Linked DNA regions of Homo sapiens: region 1 is linked to region 2. The links are chromatin loops, found by intact Hi-C in ENCODE. Cell type or tissue: Caco-2. All regions are shown on one strand. Links, peaks and the distances in the headings refer to the core of each region. The heading gives the core; the rest is flanking DNA.

Evidence for each region. Peaks named below come from ENCODE experiments on the same cell type or tissue, not always from the same donor. Only the 100,000 strongest peaks of a DNase experiment are listed, where the experiment ranks them.
Region 1: it touches region 2 in a loop (8-fold over the local background); 1 of 110 quality-filtered maps calls a loop at or near these places.

Annotation. Positions count from the first base shown.
Region 1 is chr6:102,848,755-102,860,069 of GRCh38, reverse strand. No RefSeq gene overlaps it. Among named protein-coding and RNA genes, the nearest start is that of GRIK2, 1.5 Mb to the right of the region's middle. In Caco-2, for the core only: no CTCF peak of the experiment used is centred there; DNase peaks (open chromatin) are centred at 6,349 and 6,619.
Region 2 is chr6:102,951,979-102,963,293 of GRCh38, reverse strand. No RefSeq gene overlaps it. Among named protein-coding and RNA genes, the nearest start is that of GRIK2, 1.6 Mb to the right of the region's middle. In Caco-2, for the core only: no CTCF peak of the experiment used is centred there; no DNase peak of the experiment used is centred there.

The sequences.
Region 1 (11,315 bases), core at 5,026-7,525, 100 kb after region 2:
TACCTAGTCTCCTAAATGGAAAATGGGAAAAAACATAGTTTACCTTTTTTAAATTCCATCTTAATTTTTTTATTTTAAAAACATGAATGACACTAGTGATGGGTTAAAAAGAAAAAGCTCCTGTTTCCAAGGTAACCAATCTGAATTAATAGCAGCCCTACAGAATTTCATGTTCAAGATATAATGTAAAAGGTTCAATTTGTAGTTGAGAAATGAAAGCCAAATTGCTATATTTTAAAACTGATTTCAAAATCTACTTAAATTTTAAAAGTTTAGGCTGATAATTTTAATTTAGATTAGGTACTAATATTTCTTTCTCTGAGAAAGAACAGTTACTGGTGAAAATTCAGAGTGAGATAGAAATGTCAATCATTTCTTTCAATAATTTAATTAGCTACACAACAGAATATGAAACAAGCATATGAAAATTAGCGAATAAAATATTCTGGTGGAGAACTACCACTAACACATTTTCTTTAAAGATCATGTGATCATCTCTTACTCTCTTGCATATGTTTATTAATTTCTTCCTTTATTCTGTTTTTTATTGTGCTCTTACATTTTATGGCAGAATCATAGAGGTACTAAATAGATGAATCTGAGGTTTCATTACATGAATTCTGATTTCAGAGCCTGAACTCTTAGCCTCTATGCTATAATATTCCACAGAATAGAGTGCAGAAGAATGAGTTATTATAAAAATTTACAGAAAGGTCAGGAATGATGCAGTAGACATGTTATTTATCAAGGCATCAATTCAGAGAAAGGCTGTAAAATTTCTGAGGCACATAGTTGACAATGACACTTAAGACAAAAGTAAATCAAAAGGGCTGGGTGTGGTGGCTGAAGCCTATAATCCCAGCACTTTGGGAGGCTGAGGTGGGCAGATCCCCTGAGGTCAGGAGTTCGATATCAGCTTGGCCAACATGATGAAACCCCATCTCTACTAAAAATACAAAAATTAGCCAGGCATGGTGGTGCATGCCTGTAGTCCCAGCTACTCAGAAGGCTGAGGCCGAAGAATCGCTTGAACCCAGGAAGCAGAGGTTGCAGTGAGCTGAGATCGCACCACTGTACTCCTGTCTGAGTGACAGAGTGAGACTCTGTTTTAAAAAAAAAAAAAAAAAGGAAATCAAAAGATCAAATAGGTTAAAATGGTAGGCAATTAATTAAGACTATAAAATTGAAACTGGTAGCTGTTGTTTTACCTGTAAATAACTTTCAAGGACAATGGTGGTCAAAACTGAGTTTACATTTATATATTATATTATATTTATATATTTTATTGATTTATGCAATTAAGATGTAAAATTACATATTGATACAAGCATATTAAATGTATAGTTTACCTTTAATGAGAGTGCATGTATGTGTGCACGTGCATGTCTGTGTGTGGGTGTGCATCCTGACTTAGATAATCAGTTTTCATTTATATGACAGAGGTATTCTCAGGAAAAAATTTTAATGTCAAATAGCTCAGTCAGTAATAACAAGGAATTCATTGAAATAAAGTTTGTAAATTTGGATGGAACACATTGATGATTTGTTCATTGAACTGGTTCATAAGTTTTTGTCATATATGGGAGAGACCTGTTTCATGACCTATTTGGAGGGAGTGGAAGTGGGGCAGGATAGTTAAATACTTAATACATTGATTAGGGATCTCTAGCTAAATCTAATACTGTAATTCTGAAACCAACATGAATGACTTGTGGACACTTTGACTGTGTTAATAAATGATATCAAGACAAATGTTGATAAGATAAACAAGGTGGCTTGATTCTAAAGCTTGAGGACAAGAGAGCTCTTTATATACATATATATATATACACACACATACACACACATACCATGGTTAGCATCCCCTTGGAAACATTGTGATGGTTAATTTCACGTGTCAGCTTGACCGGGGCAATGGATAATCAGATAGCTGGTTAAACATAGTTTCTGAATGTGCCTGTGAGAGTGTTTCCAAAGACAATGAATAGTACAAAGAAGGATGGAGGAATTCCTTCTCTGCCTGACCAGCTGAGCTAGGGCGATTATATTCTACTGCCCTCAGTGCTCCTGGTTCTCAGGCCTTCAGTCTGGGACTGGGATCTCCAGCATTGCCTCTCAGAATATCAGGACTTCCACTGGCCTTCCTGGTTCTTCAGCTGGTAAATGGCAGCTTTTAGGACTGAGCCTCTATAATCACATATCTCCTACTGGTTCTGTTTCTCTGGAGAACCCTAACACACTCATGAAAATAAATGTTTCTCTTTATCCATGATATGAAAAGTTGTTTCTTCCTGAAAGGAGATTAATTTATGAGATAAAAAACTTTATATTTTGTAAAATTCTATAGGTCAAAGCCTCCCTAGAGTACTGCCAGCAAGATCCAGTAAGTAAAATTGTCCTAAAATTAGGTTCTTTAATATCTGAATGCTTATGGCTGGAATACCCATAAAACACGTTTACATCATATTGTTTTCTATAGTAAATAGCATTAAGCAGGTAAAACAAAATAATTTTTTTAATGTCATGGTAGGCTTTCTCTTTATATGTTTAGAACATGGATATTGGCTGATATAGAATAATTATCTACTGATTCCTTGAGATAGCTAAATCATATTTAGAGGTCCTCATGTGGTCTAAATTTATATGACAATCCTACATATAAATAAATGTCCTCAGATCTGGAGAGTAGTTTGAGAACAATTTTCTTCCTTAACGAGAATTAAGAAATCTAGGCAGCACAATAATGCTAACCTGAAAATTTTAACTCAGAAACGTCAATTCAATTTATAATTGTTTTCTTTAGTGGTTTTAATTTTTTTTTTTTTTTTTTACTGTGAGCCAAAGATTTCACTTGGCTTTATTGAATGTGTTTATTTTTTTATTTTTATTTTATTTTATTATTATTATACTTTAAGTTTTAGGGTACATGTGCACAATGTGCAGGTTTGTTACATATGTATACATGTGCCATGTTGGTGTACTGCACCCATTAACTTGTCATTTAGCATTAGGTGTAACTCCTAATGTTATCCCTCCCCCCTCCCCCCACCGCACAACAGTCCCCAGAGTGTGATGTTCCCCTTCCTGTGTCCATGTGTTCTCATTGTTAAGTGGTTTTAATTTTTAAAAAGTGTCCCCTGAATTCCAATTGTTTTTAGTACAGTGAGACTACCTGTTCTATATTTCGAGTACGTCTGATTATTACAGAACTCTTGTTTTAGCAAAATTCTCCATTAGAACTTGTCAGTTTTTCAAGTTTCATTCTGGCAATCGTCTAAATATCATTTGCACTTTCATCTGCCCTTTAAATCTTTTTCTTCTGGCTCTCTATTTTCTACATATAGACATGCCCAAAGCTGGTTTTAACATGTCTCTCAAGGAATGTTTCTGTTTTGTCTTTTCAGAGCAAAAGTGGGTTTAATTGGTCTATATTTTCTTAACAAAATGAGTGTGTTTTTACCCACACATGTAAGGCCCTGAGCTAATTACTACAAGGCATACAAAGAGAATAACAAAAAATATGGGGTAACAAGGTAAATATAAATAAATTGATGGTAAATACTAAAAGGCAGCAAAATGAATTAAATATATTATAGAAAGGTATGTTATACACATTTAGAGGAGAGAGATGGAACCTTACTTTGGGGAAGGATTAACGTAAGATATGTGGCTTAAGGAGATGAATCCTAAAGGTAGAGTACAAATTTGATGGAGAAAAAGGTAGAATTAGATAGTATACCCATGGGAGAGGCCAATCTGATGGTGGGGAGCAGGACAAATACTACTTTAATCTTTAAAACGTAAGAATATTAAAATGGAAAAGAGATTATTTTGGAGGGGTGCATTGCTTTTAAAATAACAAAGAGGACATTTTTATATCTATTTCAAGTTTTTGGCCAGCTCTAAATTGACTAATAATCCTATGTTAGACACAAAAGCTTGGTTTGTAAATAATAATAGGCTTCTTAAGCCTCTGTTCATCTTATTTCATATTTTTCCCCTTTCCTGCCACTTACAGAAAGACACATGTGGTGTTTATTTCTCCTATTGCATGTATAATAGTGGTGAAGTAATTGAGATCAGCTCAAATAGATATTACACACGATATGCCTTAATTATTATTTAATCAAATTGACCCTCTAATAATATTGAAGAATATCTTTAACAATGAAAGTATGTTTAGGATCCTAAATATCCAGCTGTATGACTTGATCTCTAAAAATTTACTTGTAATATTCTGAAATAATATTATTATATAATATAATTAAGATGCAGTTTAATTTTAATTTCTTGAGAAATATTTAAGCAGCACTATCATGAATCTCCTGTATCTAATGTAAGCTAATGATTGCATTTATTATTCAATTATCTATTCATTATTAATAGATGTAATAAATAACCAAATGTAAAATATTTTTGATAGAAAAAGACATGGTGAAAATTGCCAAAATTTAATTCAAGATGAGCATCATATCCTCTAATGAATAAAGCTTTTGAGGAGAAGAAAGAATAATGTTTAGCTAATACTAAGATATTATTAAAATACTAATATATAAGGGTTAATAATAATATTACTTGAAAATATATTTTAAAGCTACATATAATGAGAATTAACTCTACAAAATTTTGGTTGATTTTTAAGTATTTTAGATTATTTATTTTTATACTAAAATTAATTATATTGATATATGTTTCAAATTGACAATAAAATGTGCTGGCAAGAATGTGAAACTGCATCTCCCACACACTGCTGGTAGAATTGTTAAATAGTAGCACTTTAATAATTGTTTAACTCATTCTTAATATTAATTTACAGTTACAACATAATCTAGGCATTTTAAAAATGAAAATAACAAAATGGGTTTCCACAGTCTTATACAGGAAAATTTCTAGCACCCTAATTCATAATAGCTGCACACTGTGAGCAACTCAAATGTTCATCAACAGATTAATAAAGATCAAATTGTTACATATCCTGCAATGGAATACTATCCAGAAATACAAATGAGTTATTGATACAGGCAAAAAAATGAACAAATCTTAAAAACATTATATTGAGATAAAGGAGCTACCACTGAGAGTGGTACTTCAGATTGACTGGTAAGAGGAATGATGAAACATTTTGGGTGATGGAAATATTCTATATTTTGTGTTGGTTGGTAGCTATTTGGAGGAATACAGTTGTCAAACCTCGTGAATGTGAACACTTAAGTTCTGTGCATTTTACATTATATAAATTATACCTCAACTAAAAATTACAACAAAAAGCTTTTCAATGCTACTTTCAAATTGGTTTATACAAAGTGTAAAATATTCATTTATATGTATTAAAATGTTTTAAGGTTAATCATACCTCTACAATTTTGGTCATAAAGTAATTCTTCTCTGAAAATGTAAAACTGTTATGTTAGAAAATATTTTTTAATTAGCATGTCTGCTTTAAACAAAACAATAAACTTCAGTGTGATATGAAAGAAAAATATTGACAGGAGCCTATATGTTAGATTTTTTTTTGTTTGATAGTGAAATTGCAAGTTTTCTTCGTAATTTGTTTCTTTACCAAATGTATTTATGATTTCAGCCTATGATAAAAATCGTTTGCCATGAAGTAGATTTCATTTGTTGGAAATGTGACTACTTCAGAAAATACCAATTTGGGTATGATGTGAGTAATAGTTGAATAAAATGAATAAATCAAACAAATATAAATTGAAATTTGAACAGTCTTTAGTTCCAAAATAATTTAGTTGAGTTCTGAAAGAAGTTTTAGTTAAAATCAGCCCCCTATGTTAGAGATATGGGTGTATTATTCATTATTTATAAGATAAATATATAATAAGAAATATATAAACTTTTACCAAATAGAGAGTCATGGGAGATATATTTTTCTAAAAAAGGAAAACTTACCATTTCACCTAGGAAATTAAAATATCAGAAGACTATGTGAGCTTTGACCGACCTTGGCCAAATTCAATACTATACAATTTATGATTACCTATTTTAGTGTTAGAGGAAAAATGGAATTAGCAAATTGCATTTGTTGTCTTTTGCTATAGTGCAAATCAAAATAAGATTATTTTACAGTACACTATTTTTACATTCCATAAGGAAAATAAATTTTGTTTGCCATATCCCTGTTACAAATCTCTTTTGATTTAAAAAATTAAGCCTGCTTTCAGATTAATGTTTCTATTAAAAACAAAATGTGTCCCTTGGATGTGCTTCAATTAGATAATGTAGATTTGATTGAATTTTGCCACAGAAGATCATTTTTCTTTCCACAGAAGATAATAAATACATCTACAACCCTTATCTCCTCCGAGTCATAAAGCTTGGCAGCAGCTGTTGGTCAAATCTCCTTCTGTTTACCCTCCTCCTCTCCACTGCAGAGTAAGTTAATCATATAATCTCAGTAAGCCTTGTGCTTTCATGGTGATAATTAACAGTAATATTTATATGATACTTATTCTGAGTCTAGTACTAAGATCTTTACACATATTAACCAATTTATTCTTGTAACAATCCTAGGCTTAAGTCAATATTATTATCAGAGATGCTGAGTGACCTGCCCAAGTTTACCCAGTTAGTAAGCAATGATACAGGTTTCCAACCCAGCCTAATTGGCTCCAGTCACTGCATTCTTAGCCTCTACACCATGCTGTCTCCCTTGCCTGGTGGAAGGAAAGTAGTGCATGTAACAAATGAATTTTATTTGTCATTAACTTGATATACAGTTATGGAATAGCGGAATAATCCTTTTGACTAAACTCTGCTTTTATTGTTGGGCACACTTAATCATATGGCTTTTAGAGTAAAATTAGGTAAGCTTAACCTGGAGCAGAAGTCATGACTGATTTAGATAAAACTCTAAAATTATTTTCTGTTTAGGCCACTCTTTCATTTTTCACTACTTCTCTGAACATCTTACTGTTGGGGTTCAGCCTGTCCATTCCTGATACTTAGGGTCCCATGTGGTTAAACATGGTTAAGTTTTTACTTTTCTAGTCTAAGATTTGGCAACCTAACTACAAACAACAATTTATTACTTTATAAACACTCATAGGATAGGAATCTGTAAGTGAAATAAATGTGTGAATTAATTAACTAATTAAATGATTTGCTCACCTTAGAGTAAAACCAATTAGCAGATTATTAGTCATCTTAAAAACAAGTGAAATATTTCCTTAAAATGTGTTTATAATCCAATTTATCTGCCCCCTTTCTGCCATTTTATATAAAATGGAGAAAGAGCTTACCAGAATTTATTCCCACTGGATTGATAACTAGGCAAGCTTGGAATAAAGTTCATTGTTAGACATTATTTTGTTCACTCTTTTAAAAAAGGGCTTTATTAAGAAAGACCTTAATAAAATGCCAATATTTATAGTATATAATTTGATAAATATACATACATATGCATCCCATGAAATGACCCCCCAGTCAAAATTACGCAGTTTTTTTAGACAGCTTATAAAATTTTTAGTGGATGCTTATCTCAATTATATATCCCATTGGACAGCACAGTAAAATCTTCTATAGTTAGGCAGCATACATTTATTCTTACTCCTAATTACTTGCCTCTAAACCAGTTCCTATCTGTGCCAGATATGTGTGTGTGTGCATGTATGTGTATGTGTGCACATGTGTGTGTACAAATGGAGTAAGGCTAATAGCACATACATGTATATTATAATTCAAAAGTTTTGTTAAACATGGTATCTTTCCCTGGAAAGGATATTTTTGTCACCTAATATTACATTTGTTTGTGATCTACAGTCATCTATTTTATTCTATTCTATTTTTCATTTGCTCATCTGATATATATAGAGAGATTCCAATATCAGTAAAAATTCTGACCCATTTTGGAATGTTTTAGTGTTTGGATTCTGAATAAAATTGTCCATGTCCACTGAAAGCCAATCAGGATAAGTTTAACACTTCCGTACTCAACAAAAACTCTTTCAAAAAATAATGTTTATGCCATTATATTCTACCCATTTATTTATATTAAACCATCATTTACATACAGGAAATTTTCCCCCACAATGAAAACTGAACAAAATTGTTACCGAATTTGATTAATTTTAATGTAAGTGAGACAATTCCGTGAATGCAACTTTTGTAGTTTTCATGTCATAAACAATAAATAAAAGACATAATGAATACATTTTAAAAAATAGAGTAGAGAATCTAACATGTCTTTTATTTATTACTCCAATGGCAAACTTTAAATGTATAAAATATTCCCTGAAGGGTGGATAAATTTAATGTGATTAAATTCTAAGAGGAAAATCTAAATATATATATATATATTTTATAAAGAAGTTGGCACACCATAGAAAATTTCCAAATGCATTCAATGTGGATATAATTTTCAAAACATTCTATTTATTTATCTGTGTTCTGCTTAAACTGTTTCCTATCTATTTTTTTGCTGGTCTCCTGATTGTTATTGCCAACACACAAATATAAACAGGAGTTTTAATTCTTGCTGGTTCTTCTGTGTGTTTCTTTTTCTCAGCCTATTATCCTAATCCTTTCTTTGTAACTTTATTATTATTATTTTCAAAAGCCAGTTGTGATGGGAGACGTAGCATTTTCGATTCAGGTGGGGAAAAGATTAACTGGAATACAAAGAAAGCTTTCATGTGGATAATCTGAGAGAGAGGGAGTACGGGAAGAGAAAACAAAGATAGGTCATCTAAATGTGATTGTGACAGTCATGTTTAACGTTATCCTGATTACCACAGTGCATTTCAACCAGAGCAAAGATTTTTATTTGTTCAACACATTTATGATAAATAGCTTTGAGAAAGTTTGTTTATTTAAGCTAGTCCCTAAAAGTTTTGTTTCATTTAAATATACTAGAGAAATGAAGGAGAATTAAATTTGGGAAAAATTACATAGGTCTATTATTAAAGCATATTTGAGCATAAACTGAGTTTGAATTAAATAAATAAGAGCTTTATATTCAATATGGAAAGAAACTCCAGAGAATTTCCTTAGGTTTTAGGATGTCAAGCAACAGTGAACTCTGATTGAAGAAAACTGACTAGATAAAAATATTTTTAAATGAGCATCTTTATAACTTTATGAGTAAATAGGTATTATTCTCATTGTATCAGTGTGCTCTGCATTAATAGCAGGTGACTTGAAGTGATGAGATAAAATTGCAAAAAGTATTATAGTAAGTTATAAATATAATAGAAGAGGTGTACAAAGAGGTTTAAATGAATGTGGATCACTAATACAGAGAAGGGACATTGTTGCCCTCTTCCTTAGAATGAGGTTATGACAACAGCAGCAGCAACAATGATAATCAAAATAAAAATACTAATTAATATTTATGAATCACATTCTATGTATCAGAAATATTCCTGTTTTATTTGTGTTGATTCTGTTTTGAAACCTCACAATAATCTATGAAGTATTATTATCTTTAACCCATTTTAAAGATGAAAAAACACAGGCTAGTGATGTTACCTAACTTACTTAAGATCTTGACAGCTGGGATATATTGGAGCTGACTTTGAGCCTAGGAAGTTTGGGGCAAAGTCTCACTCTAACAAAATACATAAGTTTTTATACCTTAGTTTCACAAGTCCTTTATGAGGTCTCTTTGCCTTTGTATTGGACAGAATTTACTTCCTTAATGTTTTCACATGAGTAAATCCTCCTTTCTCTTCCTCATATTCATAATATTTGCATAATTCGACATACATCTCTAGTGGCTTTTTTTTTTTTTTTAGACGGAGTCTCGCTCTGTCATCCAGGCTGGAGTGCAGTGGAGCGATTTCGCTCACTGCAAGCTCCGCCTCCCGGGTTCACGCCATTCTCCTGCCTCAGCCTCCCGAGTAGCTGGGACTACAGACGCCCGCCACCACGCCCGGCTAATTTTTTGTATTTTTAGTAGAGACGGGGTTTCACCGTGTTAGCCAGGATGGTCTGGAGCTCTTGACCTCGTTATCCGCCCGCCTAGGCCTCCCTCTAGTGGCTTTAATGTATTGTGTCTTAGTGCCTTTCAATGCAAGCTCGTGTATAGTCTACTAAGTCCATTCTGCTACTTCAGACTCCTATCTCAATACTTTCCTCTAAACTCATGACCCTCTAATTATTCTGGATGACTCCATGTTCCAAAAAATAGACACATATGACGATCCATCACTCAAAACATTGATTTACAATATTCTTTCAATCTGTCATGTTTATTTCACTTTTCTGTTTATCAAATAAAACCCACTATTTAACTTAGCACAATTGTCTATCTCCTGTATTATTTTTTAATTACATTTGCTCGATTTAGTAGTTCCATTTCCTGTTCTAACTTACCGCCTTACCTTTATCCTTATTATAGTACTTTTTTCTGTTTTGTTAATCATAATTTCATGTTTGTTTAAGTTCAAAAGGAATAAAATATTTTTGGAGTCTTTAACTTTAAAGCCATGGAACAAAGATTAAAAAAAAACAACTATCAGACCCTAAATTGTACCCTAAGTTGGGGTCTCTTCAGAAACCCTCACTCACTGCCTAGGAATGTGGGAAATGGACGACAAGAATATATTGTCCTCCCGTTCCACCCAACTCACAGTATTTTCTCAGAAATGTGCTAGAATGGCCTAGTTCTACCTATTACGGTGACAAAAGATAAATGAAAATTTTCCAAAGCCAGATGGAATTGTGCTCTGATAGGGTAACTCTAGAGCTGACACTGGTATCTCAGGGTTACTAGTCTGAATTAAGTCAGAAATGCCACGAAATTTAGGGGCTGGGGAAGCTGCATCATGATGTTGCAAAAATATATCCTCTCACTTTATATATTTAGTGCTTTTTTAATGAGAGTGCACCAGGACTTTGTAGAACTTAAATAAAAATTGCAAAATGTATGTTAACAATAAAATATATGAAAAGGTCAAAATATACTTAAAAAGAAAATAGAAAATTGATACCATTGAATATAAAAACTGGACATATAACTTTGTTCAGGAAACAAATAGATCAGAGGAAGTAAATAGAAAATACAGAAAATGACTCATGGATACATAAAGGCATAAACAATGATTCAGGTCACATTTCTAGTTATAGTCAGTGCTTACACAACACGTGCTTTTACAAAAAGGCCTTCATTCCTATGCAATTGACATATTACAGAACAATTTGAGTATAATGCAAATTTCCTGATTGCTTATGTGCTATTTCTTTCCAGAGAAGCATTAAATGAATGCAGCAAACTGCACCACACAGAACAGTCTCATAGAAATACAGAAAACATATTCACGCATTTCAATTTTTAGATACCTTAGTTCATGTGTGCTATG
Region 2 (11,315 bases), core at 5,843-8,342:
GGAAGTGGAGGTTGCAGTGAGCCGAGATTGCGCCACTGCACTCCAGTCTGGCGACAGAAAGAGACTCTGTCTCAAAAAATATATATATAATATATATAATAGTAGTGGTATAATTGGATTGATCATAATAAAATCTGTAAAAATAACATCAATGATCAAATGTATTAAGACAGTGAGCTAAATAAAATATAAGATACTCTTGCTATGAAACTAATTAGACAGAAGAGGAAGTAGACTTTAACAGTTTGGAGAATTAGAAAAAGTCTATAGTAGGTGCATCCATGTTTCTGGAAGGGGAAATATACCAAGTTGAGAATGTACATTTCTGTTTAAAATAACCTGTGTATTTTGTGTCTTATTAATCTCTTACCTAGGGCTTTAGAACAATGTAATAATGATGCCACAATAATGAGCTTATTATCCGCAAGAACTACTTTAATTTTTATTTGTTTCCAATGGCCACAGTGTAGAATGTTCTCTTTAGATTATAAATGCATATTATAGGTCTTATTATAGACAAATAATTGTGAACAAATCAATTCAAATATATCAAAGAATCTCAAAATATCTTTCTCGATATCAGTAAGAAAGTATTACTTTCGGCAGGGAAAACAAGCCGGAATTTCTTTAGTGTTTTAGTTTGCTTCTATCTGTAGGAATGTACTTAACATCTTGAATCAATGCATGCTTTTTTTCCTATATTTGTTCCCTAGGATGAAGTCTGATTATCTGCTGAGTTTGTTTTATCCATTTTTCTAAGGCTGTGTTACATGTATAGGCCATTTGCCATTTCTTCACTTCGTCCTGAAATAATTTTCCTTCTTGATGGTCAAAACCAGACAATAAACTTTTTTCCTCAGTAAATTTCTCCTCTTTAAAGGCAAATTTAGTGTGATCTTGGAGTGTAGACGAGTGTAAATGTTGGTCCTATAAACTTGCAATCTATAATTTGAGTTACAGAAAAGTGAGATTGAGGCTGTCAACATAAAAAAAAAAGAGAGAGGCAAACCTCAGAGCAAAAAGTTTTATTTAGGAATATAAAAACAATAGACTTGCAATTTAGAGCACACATACAGACATGGGTGGCCTTTGCTATGCCCAGAGGACAAAGATTTTTTTTTTTTCTTTTTTGGTTAGGGTTTTGCTGGAGAAAGAAGTGTTTACACAAGTTGTTTTAAAACCTCTTGGTTTAAGTGGTGGCAATGACTAGGTAAAATTTGTAATCTTAAAGTGATAGCAGACTGTTTTGTTGGATTGGGCTTGAGAGACTGTTTCAGGCAAGTGTTCATGTATAATCTACTAGCTGTCCTTTTGCTGATAGATATGGTTTGGAAAAAAAAAATTGTGATACTTTCTGTTATCAGGCAAATCACACATGTGAGCCCTTTCTTCAACATCTTCTCAGGTTCCAAATTGCCAGAGTTTGACACAAGTGATTCCATTTTGAATCTGTCAAGTTTTATAATGAAAACTCCCCAAAAATTGCATTACATTGAGCAGCAAGAAGAAGGAATGGAAAAAAATGACAAAAAATGAAGAAAAGAAATTCAGGTGTGTTGGGGCAAAATGAAGAAGAAAAACATAAAATCATGCGAGAAAAGCAGCAGAAAGAGATGAAAGAGATAAATCTAGAAGATAGGCTTGTTTGGTGTTTTCTGAAGAGCAAACTAAGTTCAGCCATTTGTAACATAACAGCAGGTATATTGTTCTGAGATATGCTCTGTTGTTAAGAAATATTGTCATTGTGTGAATGGCATAGAGTATACTTGCACAAAGCTAGATGATATAGCCTACTACACACCTAGGCTATATGATATTGTTCCCAGGCTACCAACCTGTATAACACATTATGGTACTGAATATGATAGGCAATTATAACACAATGATATTCGTCTATATAAACATATCTAAACATGGAAAAGGTAAAGTGTTGCACTACTATGTTACAATGACTATGAGACATTATTTGGTGATATAAATTTTTCAGGTCTTTTATAATCCTATGGGACCACCATCATATATGTTGTTCATCATTGACTGAAACATTACATTGGTACAAGACAGTAGCAGAAACTATTTCCTCTTCCTGAATACAGTTATTACATAGACAAAGTCAAATATCGTAACTGTCTGTGGTAGACGAATCCTATATCATCAAAGGATACAAAAAAGAGAAGACCGAAAAATAAGTATCACTAAGAAATTGTAAATCTTTTTTTTTTTTTTTTGACACAGAGTCTGGCTCTTGTCACCCAGGCTGGAGTGCAGTGGCAGGATCTTCAACCTCCACCTCCCAGGTTGAAGCAATCTTCCTGCCTCAATCTCCCAAGTAGCTGGGACTACAAGTGCCTGCTACCACACCTAGCTAATTTTTGAAATTTTAGTAGCGATAGGGTTTCACCATGTTAACCAGCTGGTCTCGAACTCCTGACCTCAGGTGATCTGCCCACCTCTGTCTCCCAAAGTGCTGGGATTACAGACGTGAGCCATTGCGCCCGGCCAAGATGGTGTAAATCTGGTATGCATACGATGAGGCTCTAGATAAAGAGGGATGAAAATAATTACCCCTTTGAGGCTTTAAGAAATTCTTAGCTGTCAAGCTGCAACTTCTTTGCCAGAGGCCATATTAAATTTTCTCAGAGAGGCAGTACAAATGACTTTGGGAGTTATCAGTTTCTTTGAGAATAGAGATTATATTTTTTTAAGGGGGAGAAAAATATTACCAAAAACTTCTGAGCATGAAATTGACCTGAAGAAAATTTAAACACTTCAACTAAGGAAGTAGTCACTATTCAAATTGATTTCTGAGTGTGATTATTAATAAACTTCACATAGTCCTACACTAAAGCTGCACCAAAATCTGGAGAGATAGCTATAGAGACAAACAGTGCTAACAGAACTGACTTCTTTGTATGATTCTAGTAGAAATCATTTGTGAGGGGAAAGCAATTATTCTTACTCTATTTGCACAAAATGCATGCTGAACAACAGGAATCAAATTATCATCAGAAAGAGCCCAAAACAATCTTAATAGCAGAGAGTAGACTTAATACATAGCAGCAGAACCATAGATACAAAACTGCCATCACCTTCAATTCTGGCCTTGAAGGAATTCAGTGTAGTTTTTGAATGAAGGCAATATAGCCTAATGAGAAGTGAGATATCTAAGGAAAATAGTAACAACAGTGAGTGGAAAATCCTAAAATCCCTAATGCATTTTTTTCACTTTTAACATCTCTAATGTCAGGGTACATAATTCAATCAGTGATATCTTAACATTGTTGATCGGATGGCAGTCACGAAAATTTTATTGCCTGTTCATGTATGGATTTCTTTGTCCTACTGTGAACAATATATTTGCAACTTCTTGTTATAAAATCAAGAGATTATTAAAGAAGCACTCAGAGGAAAGAATATAAATGTTAGTTGTTATCTAAATACCTGTCATTAAGCCTTCCAGTAAAATTAAGTAAGTTTTAGCACCCAAATATGTAGAGAGGCTGTCAGGGTCTTGGAAAATATCTTAAGAGAGGCAAGTAGAACACTATTATAAGAAATGTAGCATTACAAATGGTACATAGAGAATTACACCATATACATAAACATATATACACACATATATGCATACATATACAAAGGTGTTAGAAGATGTCATTCTAGCATATTGACTACTTAAAGACACTTGAAAAACAACAGCTGCAAAAAGACTACTTAGACCTTCATGCTATTTTTTAAGGGCAGAAAATGAAATTTCCCTGTGAAAGACACTCTCACTTATACTAGAAGGAAAGGCAACATCCTTATTCTCAAGACAGAAAATAAAAACAAAGAATTCTATACCGACTTTGTCAAAATAACACTTATCTTCTGTATTACTCAGGGTTCTTTAGGGGGAAAGGACTAATAGGACAGATGTACATATGAAAGGGAATTTGTTCAAGAGTATTGACTCCCAGGATCACCACGTGAAATCCCACAATACGATGTCTGCAAGTTGAGGAGCAAGGAAGCCAGTCCGAATCAAAACCTCAAAAGTAGGGAAGCCGACAGTGCAGTCTGTGGCCTAAGGCCAGAGAGCCCCTGGCAACCCACTGGTATAGATCCAAGAGTCCAAAAGCTGAAGAACTTGGAGTCTGATGTTTGAGGGCAGGAAGCATCCAGCACGGGAGAAAGATGCAGGCCAAAGATTGAGCCGGTCTCAACCCTCCATGTTCTTCTGCCTGCTTTTATTCTAGCCACTCTGGCAGCTGCTTAGATTGTGCCCACCCAGATTGAGGGTAGGTCTGCCTCTCCTAGACCACTGACTCAAATGTTAATCTCCTTTGACAACATCCTCACAGACACACCCACGAACAATACTTTGCATGCTTCAATCCAATCAAGTTGACACTCAATACTAACCATCACATCTTCTAAGCTCCTCACGTAATTTAGTTGTTTCTTTACAATTTACCACTGTTTGTTCAATTCAGTATACCTGTATAAGTAACTGACTCTGACTTCTCTGGGGTCTTCATTTCTTTATGAAAGTTTCTATCTCACATAAAACTTGCATTAGGTAAATTTCTATGATTTTCTCTTGTTAATATACTTTATGTCCATTTAATTCTTGGATCTATCTCGGACTCTTAGAGGAAGGCAGAGGAATTTTCTGCCCCTGCTGTAAGTCAAAAAGTGATCCAGAAGAGTCACACCTCAAATGTGAAAAATAATTAAGAATATTATAATAAATGTATTTTGTTTGTCTTATTCATTTTATACATGTGTGGAATTAATATTATTTTTAAATATCTGTGTAAGTCTGAGTTCTTCCATGAGGATAAAACTTCTAAATTATAAGAAAAATTTAGTTGAGAGTATTCTTTCTTTTATACCAGTACATGGAATAGATGTATGTTACAATCTATGGTACCTTAGAGTTAATGAAAAATAGTATTTGAAAGTAATAAATGAGTAATGTGGAAGGCCAATATTGATTGTTGAAATAAACATGGAGAACTGAAGTGATGAAAAGTCACTCATTGTTAGCTAAAGTGTAACAGAGAAGACAACTTCCATAGAAACTGCTTCAAAGTGATTAAGCCAGAGAAGAGATTTTATAGGGTTTTAGGGAGAGGAAGATACTCTGAAGATATGAAGAAAGGTAACAAAAATTCTGAGAACAAAAACAAAAAAATAAAATTTCAAGCTCTCAGGCATTCAGGTTTACAGCAATATAGAAGATCTTTTGACAAGAGAAAAAATAAATATAAAGAAGTGGGAGTCGGGGAGGTATCCCTGTATCTCTATGTGGAGTTATTTCTCAGAAACTTAGCTTTTACTAGAGGCCAAGTGGAATTTTCTAGCTGAAGTGAGTGAAGCTTGGGGAAAAATAATATGTAAACAGAGGAATTTGAAACAATTCTGGAAAATACAATTTTTCAGACTAGAGGCTTCCCCACACGACTGAAGACATGCTATGTATTTTTTACTTACTTTTATATACCCAATGCCTAGAAGACTATTGAAAACATAGTAATTATTTAATAAATATTTCTTAATGAATTTATAAGTGAAATGAAATCTAAATAAAGGTAGTATGCAAAATACATGTAAACTATATCTCCTGATATGCCTGTGCCTTACAGTTGAATCAAAAGTTTGGCTTTTGTTATCCTAGACATAAATGGCGTTAATGAAGACATAACTAATTATATGAATCATAATTTTAAAGAAGTAGGAAAAGGACGGGGAAAAAGAGGAAGAGGAGGGAAAAAGAAGAGGACAGAAAATTCTTTGTAAGAAGAAAAACTTTTTAGTCCTATGGCAAGATGCCTATTTATCACTCAGGTTATTATAAAGAAGACATTGTGCAATGTAGAGAACAGTATTCTCAATAATATAAACAATATGTACTAAAACAATTTCATGGAAGTATTGTTTGAGACATTCCTCCATGTTTGCAAATGATATGCTAAAACATAATTCAGTAAAATCATTTTCATGATGTTTGTGAACGATTCTGTCCTCTTACATTGCATACACTTTGTCTGAATTCATGTAGACATTGATATTCTATTCTATTTATTTCTGCACTTATTTACTGAGGGATGTCAAAAGAATAGCAAGCAATAGATGACTAGGTTCTGGTTCTCATGAAACTTATAGTATAGCATGTCCCAAGCTATTTTTCACTAGAAACTAATAGTTCATATGATATTAAGAGCTATTCTACAAAAAGTAAGACAAGTAAACAGAAAACAAAAAAAAATTAATCAGTATATTTTTGGAGGATGAAATAAAATAATAAATGTTTACATAATATACACCTAATTAAGGTATAAATTATAAAGACTTAAATAATTTATGCAAATTCAGCTTAAAATGTTTCTAAATATCTCAGTTGCTGAAGATGTCATAAGAAAATTGAGTTTCATTCATGAATGTTTTATTGGGTCAGATCGTTTAAGCAATTTTTTTAAATTTATGCAGGATGTATTACTTTTACACCTTTGCTATAATAATTCTTATGTGAGCTGTATTATAAATCATACATATTACATGAGTGTACCCTGCCTTTCATAGCAAAATCCAGTATTAAGAAATTTGATAACAAAGTGATTCTGCAAAGTGACACGTGGATTATATAAAACTGAAGAAACACTTGCAATTATTTTTAATGATAATATTAAAAATACATATTTGTATTTCAACTTTGTAGAATACACATGAAAATAAAAAATGCATATAGAAAAGAATTCTAAATCTATATTTTATGCTAAAACTGTCAGTAAAATATTCTATAAACATGTTTTTATGGTCAAGTACATAAATAAAATATGTCCTCCAACACTGTAGATTTTAAATAACAAGTCAATTTATTAAATTTTATTTATATGTTTCAATGGTATTTTTAATATTCCACTAAAACACTGCTTGTCTTTTAAAGTCTGTTTTCAAGAATCATTATATGTTCCTTTTTGAAAACTTCACAGGTAATCTGACATATTCACCTGTATTCAAGATATTCAAAAACCTTATTTTGACAGGATTAAGTTGAGTTTTCTCCTTTGTGTTTGTATACCTAACATGATTATCTTTGATCCCTCTCTTATCTTTACTGTCATTCTTTCTTTGTTCTCTTTTTTGGATTTTTGTAAAGCATGCATTCACCTTCACTCCCTTTTAATTTTTGACTATGCCTTCCTGTGCATCTTTGTTGTCATATTCCTGATGTCTCTTTGTGGTTTTCTTTTTATCTAAATATTCTATTCCATTCAGCTCTTAATCTTTTAAACCTACATTATCAACACTGTCTCTTTTCATCTTCTCTTGGTGTTCCTTTTTGTTGTGGCTCTTGATCTTTTGGTTTAGTTTCCCACCTTATCAAAAATGCTTCAGTGTCCTGCTTTGTTTTATGATTAAGAATCTTAGATGAAAAATAATTTCTAATAACTTGAAGAAAGTTGTCAAAGATGTAAAACTTTTTAATGAGATATACTAATTTATTAGTTTAATGTCAGATTCAATTTAATTATGAGGTGTTTTCCTGTGTTTATTGAAGTACTTCACATGAAAAACAAATCTACTTCATCATGTACAGCCTTCCATATGAAAAAATAAAAATTCTCCAAAAGCACAAATTGAGTATAGGGAAATCTAGTTAATAGTTACCTATAGTGTGAAAAGAAAAGGGAAGGGGTTATTCTCTTTGTTCAAATAAAACTTTCTTTTTATTTCTTTATAGTCTTTGACCTATACATTTAGTATTGTCAATAGCTTTTCTTAAAAATATTTATAAGGTTATAAAATAATATTGCCACATTTCTGTAATTGATTGTAATAATAAACCAAAGTTCATTTGGGATATATAAACCCCAAACATTCCTAGGAGCAGAGAGAACTAAGCCACAAAATATTAAAGTCAACATTACAAGATAGGAGATCTGCAAGATAAAGTCAACATTACAAGATAGAAGATAGGAGATCCCTTTAGTATTAAATGCTGTGAAACCCAGGAATGTGAACAACTAGAATACAAAGCAGGTATATTTTTTAAAAAGTGAAATATATATGTGTATATATGTATATGTGTGTATATCTATGCATAGATATACATATATCAGATATACCATTTGCTAACCACTGTGCTAGATACTGTTGACATGTGGTAATATAAAAATGATTTTTACTTTATTCTTTTGTGTTGCCTTCAAATTTAAAACCATATTTACACTGTTACTGAAAACCTCCTATGAAGAAGTCTCTGTGATATGATCTGATACCCAAAGATGAATAAGGCATCGTGCTTGTTGCTATGGTGTGGGAAATTTAGAGGGGAAGACAGGCAGAGAATTATAATGCAGACTGTGGGAACTGCTATACTGAACAGGGAGGCATGAAATGTTAAGGGAATAATATAGGCCAGGGAGACAATGAATATATATATTGATATGGCTACACATTTATTGAATGTTGAACAATTATACAGATATATAATTTATGGTAGCTTACTGAATTTTTTTTAAAGAAGAAAAACTTTCTTGGGGAGATGGTCTGTTATGGAATAAATTAAATCTCCCTCCAAATTCATGTGGTGAATTCCTAACTTTCTGTACCTCGGAATGTGATTGTGTTTGGAGACAGAGCATTTAATGAAGTAGTTAAGTCAAAATAGGGTCCTAAGGGTGGGCTCTATATGACTGGTGTCCTTATAAGAAGAGTATATTAAAACACAGAGAGAACAGACAAGCACACACACACACACAGAAGATCCTGGTGAACATGTAGTGAGGAGGTCATTTGCAAACCAAGAAGAGAGGCTTCAGCAGAATTCAAACTGGCCCACAACTGGATTTCAGATTTCTGACCTCCAGAGCTGTGAGAAAATAAATGTCTGCTGTTTATGCCACCGAGTCAGTGATATTTTCTTACGGCAATCCTAGCAATCTAATACAGAGTCTTTACAATCGTCTCAAAAATAGTTTCAGCTTTTTGTCTAATATTTGACCCTTTTTTCTGTATTTTGATTCATATGTTATTTATAAGCTAGTTAGCATACAAATATTTTAATATGAGATAATTTTAATATTTTTAATATAGGGCCCCCATCATGATAAATAACTATTTTCCCTCAAAATACAGGTTCAAACTCTTTTGAAGAGTGGGGAGATTTTCAGTAAAATTGTATTAGTCTGAAATGCATCAGCAGGTAATTTGAAGATAAAAATGTACTGTGTTCATGAGTATACATATTTTAAAGATTCTTGTTTTAAGTTCAGCAGAACCCACTTACATTATTTTATTTCCTGGTCGTTGTTTCTGATTTAATCAATGCCTAAGGCAAGAACCAGATTTCTTTTTTGTACTTTTAGAGCTTCTGTTTAAAGGTGAGTAGTAATATACTCCTGAGAATGGATATCGTAGCTTGTTTATGTAATATTCACAGAGACTAGCACAGGGCTTGGTATGGTAGGTATGCATAATGTATTAAATTTGAATTAGTGCATACACTATATATGCATATGTGTATATATACACATACAGATACAGCATATATACATATGTGTATATATACATATATATTATATATATATACATATTTGTATATAGACATATACATAATTATATACACAATGTATATTTGTATATATAAATATACATATGTGTGTATATATAAATATACATATGTGTGTATATACAAATATACATATGTGTGTATACATACACATATACACATGTATATATACTGTATGCACTAACTCAAATCTAATTCATTATGCATACTACATACATATACATTATATATACGTATACATATTTGTATATAGACATATAAATAATTATATACATAATAAATGTATATGTGTATATATAAATATACACATGTATGTATATATACTGTATGTACTAATTCAAATTTAATTCATTATGCATACTTATACACACACACACGTATATGTCATTTTTCTTCCTTTAACAATTTTTTACCAAAAGATGTAAGCATAATTGGGTAGATTAAACTGCAATGTGCTAATCCTCTCAATGAGGTGCTCCAGTGTAGGCTGGAAGATGTCTTGGTGAAATTGGTATAGAATCAATATATTTGACTTTTACATTTCTATTTTAACAGCTATCTTTTAGTGAGCTTATGCTATAAGCCAATACTGTGCTGAGTGCTTTATATACATAAATCCATAAAATCTACATCTTTATTTTCCCTATACCTCCTAATACAGTTTTGGTAAACAGTTTTCAACATGGTATATGTGCAAGTTATTTTTAAAGCAGTTACAGCATAGCTATAGATATTTATATATGGTATTTAAAAATATATCATGATGCAATCTGATATCAGTGAAGGAGGGAATAAACATACTTGAGAACCAAACTGTCTATGACCATTTTTATCTTAACTAAATAGTCCTCATTTCTGCTGGTCAGGAATTAACTCTCTAAACTGGTTTCTCTGCCTCACACTGATTTCTAGGAGTTGAAGATAGGAACAATGGAAAATTTGCCACGTCCTAGTTCAAAAAAAAAATAAAAGGATTTCTAGAGTAGATGATAATCCATATTTTAGTGAGCCTTTATGCCTGTTATGTAAAGAACTAAAGAGCGTGTGCTGAGATAAATTGTTCTGAATTATAAAGGGCAGGTAATAGAGTATCAGGGAGAGGCCCAGGATATGCTCTCCATAAAAGGGAAAAGAAAATCCTGAGAGTCAGAGAAGGGTAGAGAAATAGGATGAGAGGGATAGAAAAACTATGAGAAATATGTGTTATTTATTTATTTATGTATTGGTTGTTCATGTTGATTGAATCCAAATCTCTCCTGTGGCTCTAAACTCTCAACAGAGTCTGCTACATGCCCTGTAACACAGTCTCAATTTGTTTGTTTGCTTTTGGTAGAAAATAAGGAGGAAAGGCCATAGTTTCATCTCTGATGTAGCATTACATGGAAGAGAAAGTGCTGCTCCAGAGTCATATATAATACAAAAACTAAATTTACATTCAAGTCGAAAGTTCTTTTGTAGATAGAACCACCAAACAAATACACAACCAAAAAGCCTAACATCCTTGAACATCTTCCATTTACCTCCAATCTCTGGAGAGATTAGGGAATTATGAAGATAAGGATGTTCCCCCATGAATGAGATGTGATTCAAAATATTTTGTTTGAATCTCAAAGACAAACTCTTTGGAATCCTTGAAAACTTATTGTTAAATTTAACAAATATTTTTTCTTTTCACCTCCTATATTCAAAATATTTAACATATTATATTAGGTCCAAAATATATGAGACTTTGAAGAAGCTTGATATGGGGTTTTATCCT